Regions from separate parts of the Homo sapiens genome. Here region 1 is linked to region 2. The links are chromatin contacts, found by Hi-C or POLR2A ChIA-PET in ENCODE. All regions are on one chromosome and are shown on one strand. The core of a region is the stretch at or near the end of the contact, and the rest is flanking DNA. Distances in the headings are between cores, read along the strand shown. Region 1 holds the start of TMEM39A (transmembrane protein 39A). Region 2 overlaps UPK1B (uroplakin 1B).

The links. Hi-C counts contacts between places; a loop is a spot of excess contacts on that map. ChIA-PET counts read pairs that join two places held with the same protein, here RNA polymerase II (POLR2A). Pooled maps may share reads with other maps.
Region 1: a pooled map shows a loop between it and region 2 (3-fold over the local background). The contact joins the promoter of TMEM39A here to the enhancer-like site in region 2. A Hi-C loop is called at or near these places in 6 of 50 pooled maps. POLR2A ChIA-PET finds 5 or more read pairs at or near these places in 5 of 52 experiments (CD4-positive, alpha-beta T cell, Caco-2, HEK293 and 2 more).

The regions. Positions count from the first base shown.
Region 1 is chr3:119,460,165-119,465,756 of GRCh38, forward strand. TMEM39A (transmembrane protein 39A) reads right to left here and starts at 3,451. Exons shown (of 9, transcript NM_018266.3): 1 at 3,172-3,451; 2 at 1,798-1,984. The coding sequence starts at 1,910. RefSeq lists enhancers at 3,122-3,611, 3,642-3,701.
Region 2 is chr3:119,202,925-119,208,279 of GRCh38, forward strand. It overlaps UPK1B (uroplakin 1B), which reads left to right. Exons shown (of 8, transcript NM_006952.4): 8 at 993-2,219. The coding sequence ends at 1,043. Among named protein-coding and RNA genes, the nearest start is that of B4GALT4-AS1, 21 kb to the right of the region's middle. RefSeq lists enhancers at 3,423-3,949, 3,950-4,474. Within about 2 kb of position 3,892, at least 2 of the 41 ENCODE cell types and tissues checked have a DNase peak (open chromatin) inside an H3K27ac peak, as active enhancers do.

The DNA of each region.
Region 1 (5,592 bases), core at 2,201-4,700, 260 kb after region 2:
ACTTTTTTCTACCCACTCCCTCCCTCCCCCCAGTTAATTGCTAAATAAACATATGTTAAAGGAGGAGAGAAAGGCAGATTAAAGCAACCATGGTTGGAACCTTGAATACCAGGATAGAAGAGCTACAGTGAAGGCAGAGAAAAGAATACCAAACCCAGTCAAGAGCCGAGGTATTTTCCGAACGTTCCTACTTCTTCCCAGTATACCATCTGCAGACTCTAAGTGCAAGCAGAAGCATCTACAAATGACATTTTCATTGGCTTTCAGTTCTTTTTAATAGCAGAACGCTTTATTTTCCTTTCCTCATGATATTTTACATAGTATCTTAATATTTAAAACACATAGGAAAATGAGTCAGTCTAATTAAAAGAAGACGAGGAAAACTCAAGCCTAGACTGTTAGGCTTGCCTGATCCATTTTCCCTTCTAAGCCCTCCTACAGCAACCCCTGAGACACTGAAGAGGGATTTCATGGGACAGTCTAAGAACATTTTTATCTAGAGAACATAATTATCTAGAGGAATCCTCAAAGCCAAAGTCAAAGAGAACGAACAAAGAACTGCTAGAGTTAGGAGGCAAAGTTAGAATTTTTTAGTTGGCTAGAATCCTAGTTAGGGACAGCTAAGATTTTCTATCACAATTTGAAAGTACTGAATCAATAAGTTGATAGCATATATTAATAAAATTAAGGCATGTACCTCAAAGAGCAAACAACTTTTATCTCAATACCTATATTAGATAGTACCTTTCTTCAAAAGCATTTTCGCATATTCTCATTCTTATTTTTAAGTATATAAAATAATACTTATTTGTAGAAATTTTGTAAAATTCAGTAAAGTTTTTTAAAGTTACTGCAATTTACTACTTCATTTATTTCAACATCCTGCTATGATGCAAACAGTACCATCATTTTTAAAATAAGGAAATCCAACGAACGGCAGAGTAAAAAATACTCTAGCATAAACTAGTTACTCTGTATACATACATAAACAAAACTCGGATTAAAAATTAGTATGAGAATCGGAGACTGGAAAAATCCCTTCAAACTGGAATTTCAGGGAGAGCTCCACTGAAATGATGAGATCAGAACTAATTTTAAAGATTGGGTGGAAGAGGGATTGGAAAGTCAGGAAAAAAAAAGGACAAAGGTCAGGCCTAGAAAACAAAAGTGCATAAATACCATTAGACAGGCCTGAAAATACAGTAGTACTGATTGCTAGCTCTGAAAATTAAAATCAAGACAAGAGAAAAACTTTTTTCAGGGAGGAAGGAGAAATTAGCTGGCAGAAAATATCTTGAGCAAATACTTCATTAGGTAAAAGTATCTCTTTGAACTGCTACATTATCAAACCTCCTGATGGCATGGGCTAACCCAGCTAAAAAACAGCTAACATTTATTAAGACCAAACAATTTTTTGACAATTTAAAATCCTTGATGGAATTTGACTTATAATTTGCCCTCTAAAAAAAGAATGCTTATAAGTAGATAAACCATCACACTTACCTTGTATTTTCATTCACTTCTCCCTTCTTCTAATAGATAAAAAGGGGATAACAAGAATTTAGATGATCAGCCAAAATAAAGAATGGGACTGCTTTCACTTTGTGGGCCCCATTTCACATCTTTTTACCTCCAAAGTATTTTGGAATTCTGAATTTTGTCTTGAAGGGCAGGATTTCTACCACAGTGTCAAGAATAAATCTCAATAAGCAAATATCTGAATGACATGATGACTTTTATGTTAGTCTTACTGATCAAAGGACATTAAAATTATATATAGCCTTATTTTTTCTTTACCTGTTTCTCAAGCCTGTTCCATTGCCACAGCCTCCACCAACCAAAGTCTGCAAAGAAGGTAAAGCTGAACGGCTTAGCTGTTGCCGACTAGGGCCCCTCCTTCCACCGGGCATGTCCAGGAACCAGTCTGCTTCCAGTGCCACCTGTAGTTGCAACCCAGGTTAATGGTTGTCAACCAGTTTCAACTCTGAACGACAACAAAAACATTTAAACATCAGTAGACTATTTTTAAAGTAGGCAACAAAACAACGACAAACACTGAGTAAGCAGGCCTTACAAAATAAGATTTTCAAACGAATGTTCCCAGTGTCTACTACTTACGTTATTCGAATTAAAGGACTACTCAGACTCTAATGGGTCAAAAGCCTAAGTTCTGATCTAAGCTCTGTTCAGCTTTAGGCAAGTGATGATTTGTGTCTTTTGTCAACTGATTTGTATCATCTGTAAGATATTATAATCAAATAGAAGTTTACAAGAAACATCACACCTTATACATTTCCAGCTCAATGTTTCACACTTAAACTACTTGAAATATAGAAGAATTGGCACTTTATAAAACATTAGGTTTTGTTATCAAGGGATATGGCTTGTGAGCTCAGATGGTCACATATTATCTGACCTTATCCGGATAAGTTAACTTCTGAGTGTGTTCTTCTGAGTGTGTTTCTTCAAGGGGGGGGGGCGGGGGGGGGGAGTGTCCCCTGTTCTGCAGAGGTTGTCAGGACTGAGGAAGTGGAATGAAAGGGTACCAGTAGTTCTTTTAACAGTTTAAAAGTAAAACTGTTCGAGTGGTATCTCTATATGTTAGGGTTAAAATATTGAAAGAAACTCTTCAAGGGGATGCCCGCTCCAGAAAAGCTGGTGTAAAATCATACAGAAATTACTGAAACTGCAAGATTAAGAAGCAAGTAAAAGATAAAGATCCTCACTGGAAAAAAAAAAAAAAGCTCTTTTCATCATTCTACGGCAAAAATCATGATTCTGTCAACATGGATACCAATGTTTCCTAAACAATACAACTAAAACCCAAGGATGACACTGGAAAAAACCCGTGTTTTCAAATGCTCCCTATTCCTAACAGCCTTCGGCTGTAAACTAACCCCAAGTCAAACAAAGCATTCAAACCGCTGGATGCAGGGGCTGCTGGTCCTTGCTCCATTAACAAGCAAAGGGAAAGAAAAGTGCAGGGAAAAAACTGGGACGGAAGAGGTGAGAGTATGCGGTGTGGTGGACTGCAGGAGACCACAAACTTCAACAGACTGGTCCCTAAGAGAAGTCGGCAGAAAGGTAGACAAAGCAGTCTCCGCCGCACACCCAAGAGGGCCGAGGCAGGTCCAGGACAGCCGGACCTTGGGGCAGCTCAGTAATACTCACGCATGGAAGAGTCCCAGCCGGTGGGGCGGGGTCCCTAGAAAGCGGCGACAACTTTACAGACTGGACCCCAGGTAAGGGAACTCCCTCCCAGCGTTGGAACGCTGCAAACCAGCTGCTTGGACGCAGGCAGCCCCCGCCTAGAGAATCAAGAAAAGGTGTCCAGGCTTCGGGCTGCCAGACTCAGACCCAGACTCCGACGCAGTTCCAGTGCCAGAGCTAAAGCTAGAGCCAGAGCCTGATACTTCAGCACCCATCCCTAGCCTCCATTACCGCGGAGCTGAGCAGACGTGGCAGCGCACGGCGATGACGTCAGCTACGCGACCGCGGTCTGCCCCAGCCGCGAGTGCGTCCCCGGAATCAGCCGGCACGACAACCCCTACCATTTGCACCTGCGCAGTGGGGCGCGCCTTCTCCTCTTAACTCGCGGTCCCGCCCCTTCCGGCCAGTGTTGGCCAAAGCATTTCCTCTTTCGGCCTCAGTCAGCTAGCGGCTGCTAGGTGCGGGCACCATGCTACTGATCCTTCTTGCTGTCTCTTGGACTCCATGTAGTAACCATGTACAAGTTATCACCGCCATTTTACAGATGAGTGTAGATTAGGAGGTGTCACCTAGGGTCACGTTACTGCTAAGTGAGGGAGCCCAAGTCATGAAGTCATGCGTCAGCATCCAACCCTGCGCTTATTGTTTGCTAAGAACTAGACAGATGCTGTGGTTACAAAGCGAATACCACAAAAGCTCAGAGTCTAGTGGAAGAGAGGCGACACTAAGAAAATACAGTAATTACCATTTGTTACAATATTAAAAGTGTGTCCAAGGTCCAGAGATAGCATGTAACACTAACGAATTCTGTGGGATGGTGGTGATGTCAATACCAAGAAAAGCTTTGCAGAGAGCTTGGGGTTTCAGCCAAGACTCCACAAAGGCATAGGGGCTTTGTGGGAGAATGGCAGTCCTCCTGGAGAAGTGGCAGATAAAAAGGTAAAGATCTGTGAGCAACGTCATCTTGAGTTCAGGAATTGACAATAGTTTGGTATTAGAAGAAGATAAGAGTGTCAAAAGGAGCATTTGTGTAATCTTTCACTCCAGAGATTTTAATCTCCTTAATAGAAAGTTGTTTGTATTGATTGAATGATTAACCTTTATTAAGAATTTTGTTGTGTCAGGCACTGGATTAGTAGCTTTACACATTTCATTTAAATCTCACATTTTGATAGCTTCTACTATGGTTATTATTTTACAGAAGAAACTGAAGTTAAGAGAAGTTAAGTAGCTTGTTGAAAATAGCCTGCCTGGCCAGGCAGGGTGGCTCATGACTGTAATTCCAACACTGGGAGGCCAAGGCAGGAGGATCACTTGAGCCCAAGAGTTTGAGACCACCCTGAGCAATATAGTGGAACCTTGTCTCTATGAAAAAAGTAAAAAAATAAATCGGGCATGGTGGCTCACACCTGTAGTCCCAGCTACTTGGGAGGCTGAGGTGGGAGGATCACTTGAGCCCTGGAGGTCAAGTTTGCAGTGAGCCGAGATTGTGCCACTGCACTCCAGCCTGGGCAACAGAGAGAGACCCTGTCTCAAAAATAATAATAATAATAATAGAAAAAAAAGAAAATAGCCTGGCTAATAAGAGCCAGAACCAGAATTTAGAGCCAGAATGACTGATATCGAAACCAGTAAAGTTGCTAATATTCCCAAATATTCCTAATGTCCTAATGTACCACAGAGCTGTCACTTAGGAATACACACAAGTCTCCAACTTAGGATGGTTTGACTCACAATTTTTCAACTTTATGATGGTGCAAAACCAACACTCATTCAGTAGAAACTGTACTTCCAGTACTCGTACAACCATTCTGGTTTTTTTTTCATTTTTAAATACAGTCATGTGTCCCATAATGATGTTTCAATGAAAGACCACATAAATGATGGTGAGCCCATGAGAGTATAATAAAACTGAAAAACTCCTATTGCCTAATGATGTAGCTGTCTTTATGTTGTAGTGCAATGTATCCTGGTGTACACAAACCTGCACTACCAGTTGTATAAAAGTATAGCACATACAATTATGTACAGTATAACATACTAAATAATGATAATAAATTACTTTGTTACTGGTTTATATATTTACTATACTATACATTTATTGTTATTTTAGATTGTACTCCTTCTACTTATTTTAAAAAAATGAAAGTTAACTGTAAAACAACCTCAGGCAGGTCTTTCAGAAGGTATTCCAGAAGAAGGCATTGTTATCCTAGGAGATGGCAGTTCCATGTGTGTTCTTGACCCTGAAGATCTTCCAGAGGGACAAGATGTGGAGGTGAAAGATGGTGATATTGATGATCCTGACCCTGCATAGGCCTGACCCAAACACACACGTGTGTGTTTGCATATTAGTTTTCAATAAAATAGTTTAAAAAGTAA
Region 2 (5,355 bases), core at 2,642-5,141:
TCAGAACGTGGGGAACACAGAAGTTGCTTCTGAGTGGCAGGTAATAAGTGATGCTTTGGAGCAGGATGGATTTGGTGTCACATCTGGCCCAGTGATGTTGCTTATAACGAGATTACTCTTAAAAATCTGATATCTAGGCCAGGCGTGGTGGCTCACGCCTGTAATCCCAGCACTTTGGGAGGCCGAGACGGGCAAATCACGAGGTCAGGAGATCGAGACCATCCTGGCTAACACGGTGAAACCCCGTCTCTACTAAAAATACAAAAATTAGCCGGGCATGGTGGCGCGTGCCTGTAGTCCCAGCTACACAGGAGGCTGAGGCAGGAGAATGGCGTGAACCCGGGAGGCGGAGCTTGCAGTGAGTCAAGATCGCGCCACTGCACTCCAGCCTGGGCGACAGAGCGAAACTCCGTCTCAAAAAAAAAAAAAAAAAAAAAAAAAAAATCTGATATCTAACAAAGACATGGAACCAACCCAAATGCCCATCAGCAATAGACTGGATAAAGAAAATGTGGTCCATGCACACTATGGAATACTATGCAGCCATAAAAAGGAATGAGATCATGTTTTTGCAGGGACATGGATGAAGCTGGAAGTCATCATCCTCAGCAAACTAACACAGGAACAGGAAGCCAGACACTGCATGTTCCCTCTCATAAGTGGGAGTTGAACAATGAGAACACATGGACAAAGGGAGGGGAACAACACACACCAGGGCCTGCTGAGGGGTGAGGAGTGAGGAGAAGGGAACTTAGAGGATGGGTCAACAGGTGCAGCAAACCACCATGGCACACGTACATCTGTGTAACAAACCTGCACGTTCTGTACATGTATCCTGTTTTTGTTTTGGTTTTTTAGAAGAAATAAAAACAAACAAACAAAAAAATCTGTTGTCACCTAAGCCTGAATGAACCTAACATCCACTTTTTCCAAGAATGAGATGTTTCTAAAACAATCCCTTGTTTATTTTTCCTTGTTTTTTTCTATTCCAGTTTTGGGTTCTCCTGGGTACCATGTTCTACTGGAGCAGAATTGAATATTAAGCATAAAGTGTTGCCACCATACCTCCTTCCCCGAGTGACTCTGGATTTGGTGCTGGAACCAGCTCTCTCCTAATATTCCACGTTTGTGCCCCACACTAACGTGTGTGTCTTACATTGCCAAGTCAGATGGTACGGACTTCCTTTAGGATCTCAGGCTTCTGCAGTTCTCATGACTCCTACTTTTCATCCTAGTCTAGCATTCTGCAACATTTATATAGACTGTTGAAAGGAGAATTTGAAAAATGCATAATAACTACTTCCATCCCTGCTTATTTTTAATTTGGGAAAATAAATACATTCGAAGGAACCTGTGTTATCACAGTAACCCAGAGCTGTATTTGGCTAGCAATCTGCCTGTATCTCTCACTATTATCTAAAAGAAACCTTCCAATGCTTCTGTTGATCTCAGTATTGTCAGGGGAACAGAGAAGTTGGGAAAAGATTACTGAAATATACCTTTTGCATTTCTTTCTAGAGTAGCTCCCATATATGGAGATGGGTGATTCTCTTGATGCCACCTTCAGATCCTTTTATTCTCCAGAATAATTCTTAACAGTGGTTCAAATTTCCTTTCATACCTTGAAGTATGTGTTTAGTAGCCTCAATTCTCCATTAATTAAAAGTGTGGGCTGGGCGTGGGGGCTCATGCCTGTAATCCCAGCACTTTGGGAGGCCGAGGTGGGCAGATCACCTGAGGTCAGGAGTTCAAGACCAGCCTGGCCAACATGGTGAAACCCCGTCTCTACAAAAATACAAAAATTAGCCAGGCGTGATGGCAGGTGCCTGTAATCCTAGCTACTTGGCAGGCTAACGCAGGAGAATCACTTGACCGGGAGACAGAGGTTGCAGTGAGCTGAGATCGTACCTATTGCACTCCATCCTGGATGAAAGAGCCAGACTCTGTCTCAAAACAAACAAAAAAGCGTGGGGACTTCTGGGGACAGACAAGGTGCCTGTTATATATTTACTCAGTCTTTGCCCTGAATGGTCTCAGCTTGAGACCATTTCAAACTGGAGAGAAGCAAGCCAGCCAATAGAATGGGGTGATTTACAGGGATTTCTGTTTACTGTCAAAATATTTCTCATCTGCACTATGTTTCCATTTGTGGTCCTGAAGGAAATTCTTATAACTCAACATTTGTCTGGTCTTATAAGTAAAGACAGCTTTAAAATCTGTTCACTTTCATTTTTACCAATGTCATATATGAGTCTAACAAAATGGGTTTTCCAACAGAAAAGCCTAAAGCATGGGAATTAAAGTGGAGGAGGTAGAAACTGCAGACACAGGGTGTGGCTTCCTGCTGGATGCTGGCAAACGCTGCCTTACAGTTAAACGGTGGGAACTTCTACGCTCACTTTTACTTTTTGCTCCTGCTACACTTACCCCAGAAGCAGTGATGAGACTAATGCTCTTCAAATCATTTACCTCATGCAATTGAAAGCAGTGGAAACCTCGCCCATGCTAACTGCAGAACTGTGTGTCCTTCATGAAGAAAACACTTTGGCGTCCTGCTCCCAGCTGACTCAGACGCAGGCAGCACCCCCATCCCATGCCCCCACCGGGTACCTGTGAGTGAGGCTGAGCGTGGGGGTAGGGGAAAGACAAGGAGGATTGGAGGGGACTTGCCTTGGTTGTAAAGCTGGCGCAGGAGCCCGATCCCTGATTCCCAGGAGAGGGAACCAAATGTCCATGTCCTGACAGCACAGCCAGTTCACCTCTCCTTGGCCTGCCTTGTCTCTCCTGAATGAAGATCATGGGATATCGAGATAAATGACACCTGTGCTTGGCTGAGAAGGTTCTCTCTGTGGTCCTTTAGAAGACAGGAGGACAGGGAAGGAGCTTCCTCTGGGCAAAGCTTTGAAACAGCCGTGCTCTCATTTTCCTCCGCACACTCTCTCCTGTGTGTTCTGGTGCCTTTTGCCTCCACCACTCACTGGGCTTTCCAGTGCCCTCACCTCCCGACTGCCTGAGCAATTCCTGCCCCAAACCCACTCCTACTTCCCTTCCAGGGCTTCATGCTCCAAAATTCTCTCTACATACAAAATTCCCCGCCTCCCTCCCCCCCCCCCTTTTTTTTTTTTTTTTTGAGACAGAGTTTAACTCTTGTTGCCCAGGCTGGAGTGCAATGGCACGATCTCGGCTCACTGCAACCTCCACCTCCCAGGTTCAAGCGATTCTCCTGCCTCAGCCACCCAAGTAGCAAAATTCCCTTCTTATGATTAGATCTCGGCTAGGTTAGGGGAAGGCCTTTTTGGAAACCAATTCATACTAAGGAGTGGGTGACAACTCAACTCCACTCTCTCAATCTCTATGACGTTTTCTTGATAACTGAGGTTGATCTCTAGTTGGTGGAATCCAGCACAGCAGTGGGAGCATGAAAGAGCCATTGCGGGACAAGATGGCCCACCTACTATTCCTTAAATCTTATCCCCTGACTTCCTTACCAAGCAATAACTAAAAGAGAAGGGGCCGTCAGTGAGCCACTGCCCCCTGCCCCCTCTCCAGCTAGTTTCCTTCCTGCAGCCTCAGCCTCCTTTATAGAAGGTGCAAAGTCCACTATAAATGGGGGCAGGCTCTGCTCCTTCCAAAACCAAATAAGGTCCTAAACACAGGCACCCACTATGTCCTGGGGCTCCAACACTTGAGGAGGACACACCTTTCAGCTAAGACAGAAACGAGGTCTGAGGATCACCCTGCAGAGAGTCTGGCCATTCAGGACTCCTGTGCTTCCCTCTACAGGGCTCTCCTGTTTTAACCTCAGGACAGTTTCTATTCTGCCCAGTTCCTGCTCCCATGTCCCTCCACCTTCCCTGGAGGCCCAGCCTTGCCCCTCTTCCTTCTGGCTCCAGGGACTGGAAGTGGCCCCAAGCCAATGCTCAGGCAGGCCCAGGCTCAGCCCCAGCCCCAGCCCCAGCAAACCAGGGAGGCAAAGGGGAACCAGGCGGCTTGGCTCTAGGGATCTGGCAGCTTGCTGAGTGTGAGACAGGCCCAGACACAACTATCTTGTGAAACTTCCCTCTTCAACACCTGCTTATCAGGTGGGCAAAGAATAATTACTAACACCAAAAATGTGTCAGGCTAATTTGGGTAAGTTTTACTTGATTGCAACGCCAGGCGGGTCATCATGCTCTCTTGGCTGGCCATTTCCATCCCTAGATTGCTCCACAGGCTCCTGGCAGGCAAACAGTCTGTCATTTAATTTTTAAAAGCCCATTGCTCCTACTTGTCAGCCTTGTAGCTTTTCTTTCTCTACATCAGCTGGAATAAACAGGAACTGCTTCTATTTTAAACAGAAGATCAGATATTTTCTGGCTACCCATAAAAGGAATACTAGTCATGTGAACTTGAAAATCTAACCTCCTCTCAATCTCACACCCCCACCCCAACCAATCTGACAACCTGTGTTGTGGTTGAGGAATTAGAAACTAAGCTGGTTTCTCATTTCTATTGATGGAACAATTTCCTTTCTCCTTCTGGGTCTAGTATTTCCTCTAGTGTCTCTTCCAGATCCTTCTCAGCCTGTATAAGTGAGACTGAATCAAAGAAGAACCCCAAAGAAGGGTAGCTATAGACTACTGAGTTTGCTATTGTATTATAAGGCTCAAGTGGCCAGATCCCGTAAAGGGATCCAGAAACATTGTAGAGAAAGGCAGCCTTGCCGAGAAACAGAGATCCCATACACTTCTCCAACCAACCCTTCCCCCAGCACACGCCCCCACTCCACATTGTTAAGACACAAATAGTCAAATCCTGGAGTTTGGAGAAATGGTACTGTCATGCCCTACTTTCTAGTGGTTTCTACCCTGAGTTCCTCTTGAAAAAGAACTACAGAGCAACAGATGCTGGTGAGGCACTCACAACTAGGCTCAACTATTCTCCTGTTAGACATAAACAATCTCACAGAATACCAGCCTCATAGGGTCACTCTGAGACCATGACAAAACGAGGCAAGCCAAGGCCACTGCATAATTTTGTCTATGCATAGACAAAAACAAGGTCACTGTGCCACCCACAAAAAACCAAACACCTGCTTTCTTGGCTAAAATTAGTGACTGCTATGTCTTCCCAATTACAGCTTTATTCTCTTGCTAGTCTCCCTCCCTACAAATAAAACTTATTGAAATAAACAACCATGGACTTGCCCCTGCTTTCTGATAATATCCAACAGAGCAAACCCTTTCTTGGACCCTCCCCAAATGACCCAACCAAAGCCCAAATGCTGTAATAATTCTAACTTCCTTCTACTGAGTTGCTTCATGGATCCCCCATGGTGTGTTCTCACTCACTGCAACGATTGCAACTAGTCACAAT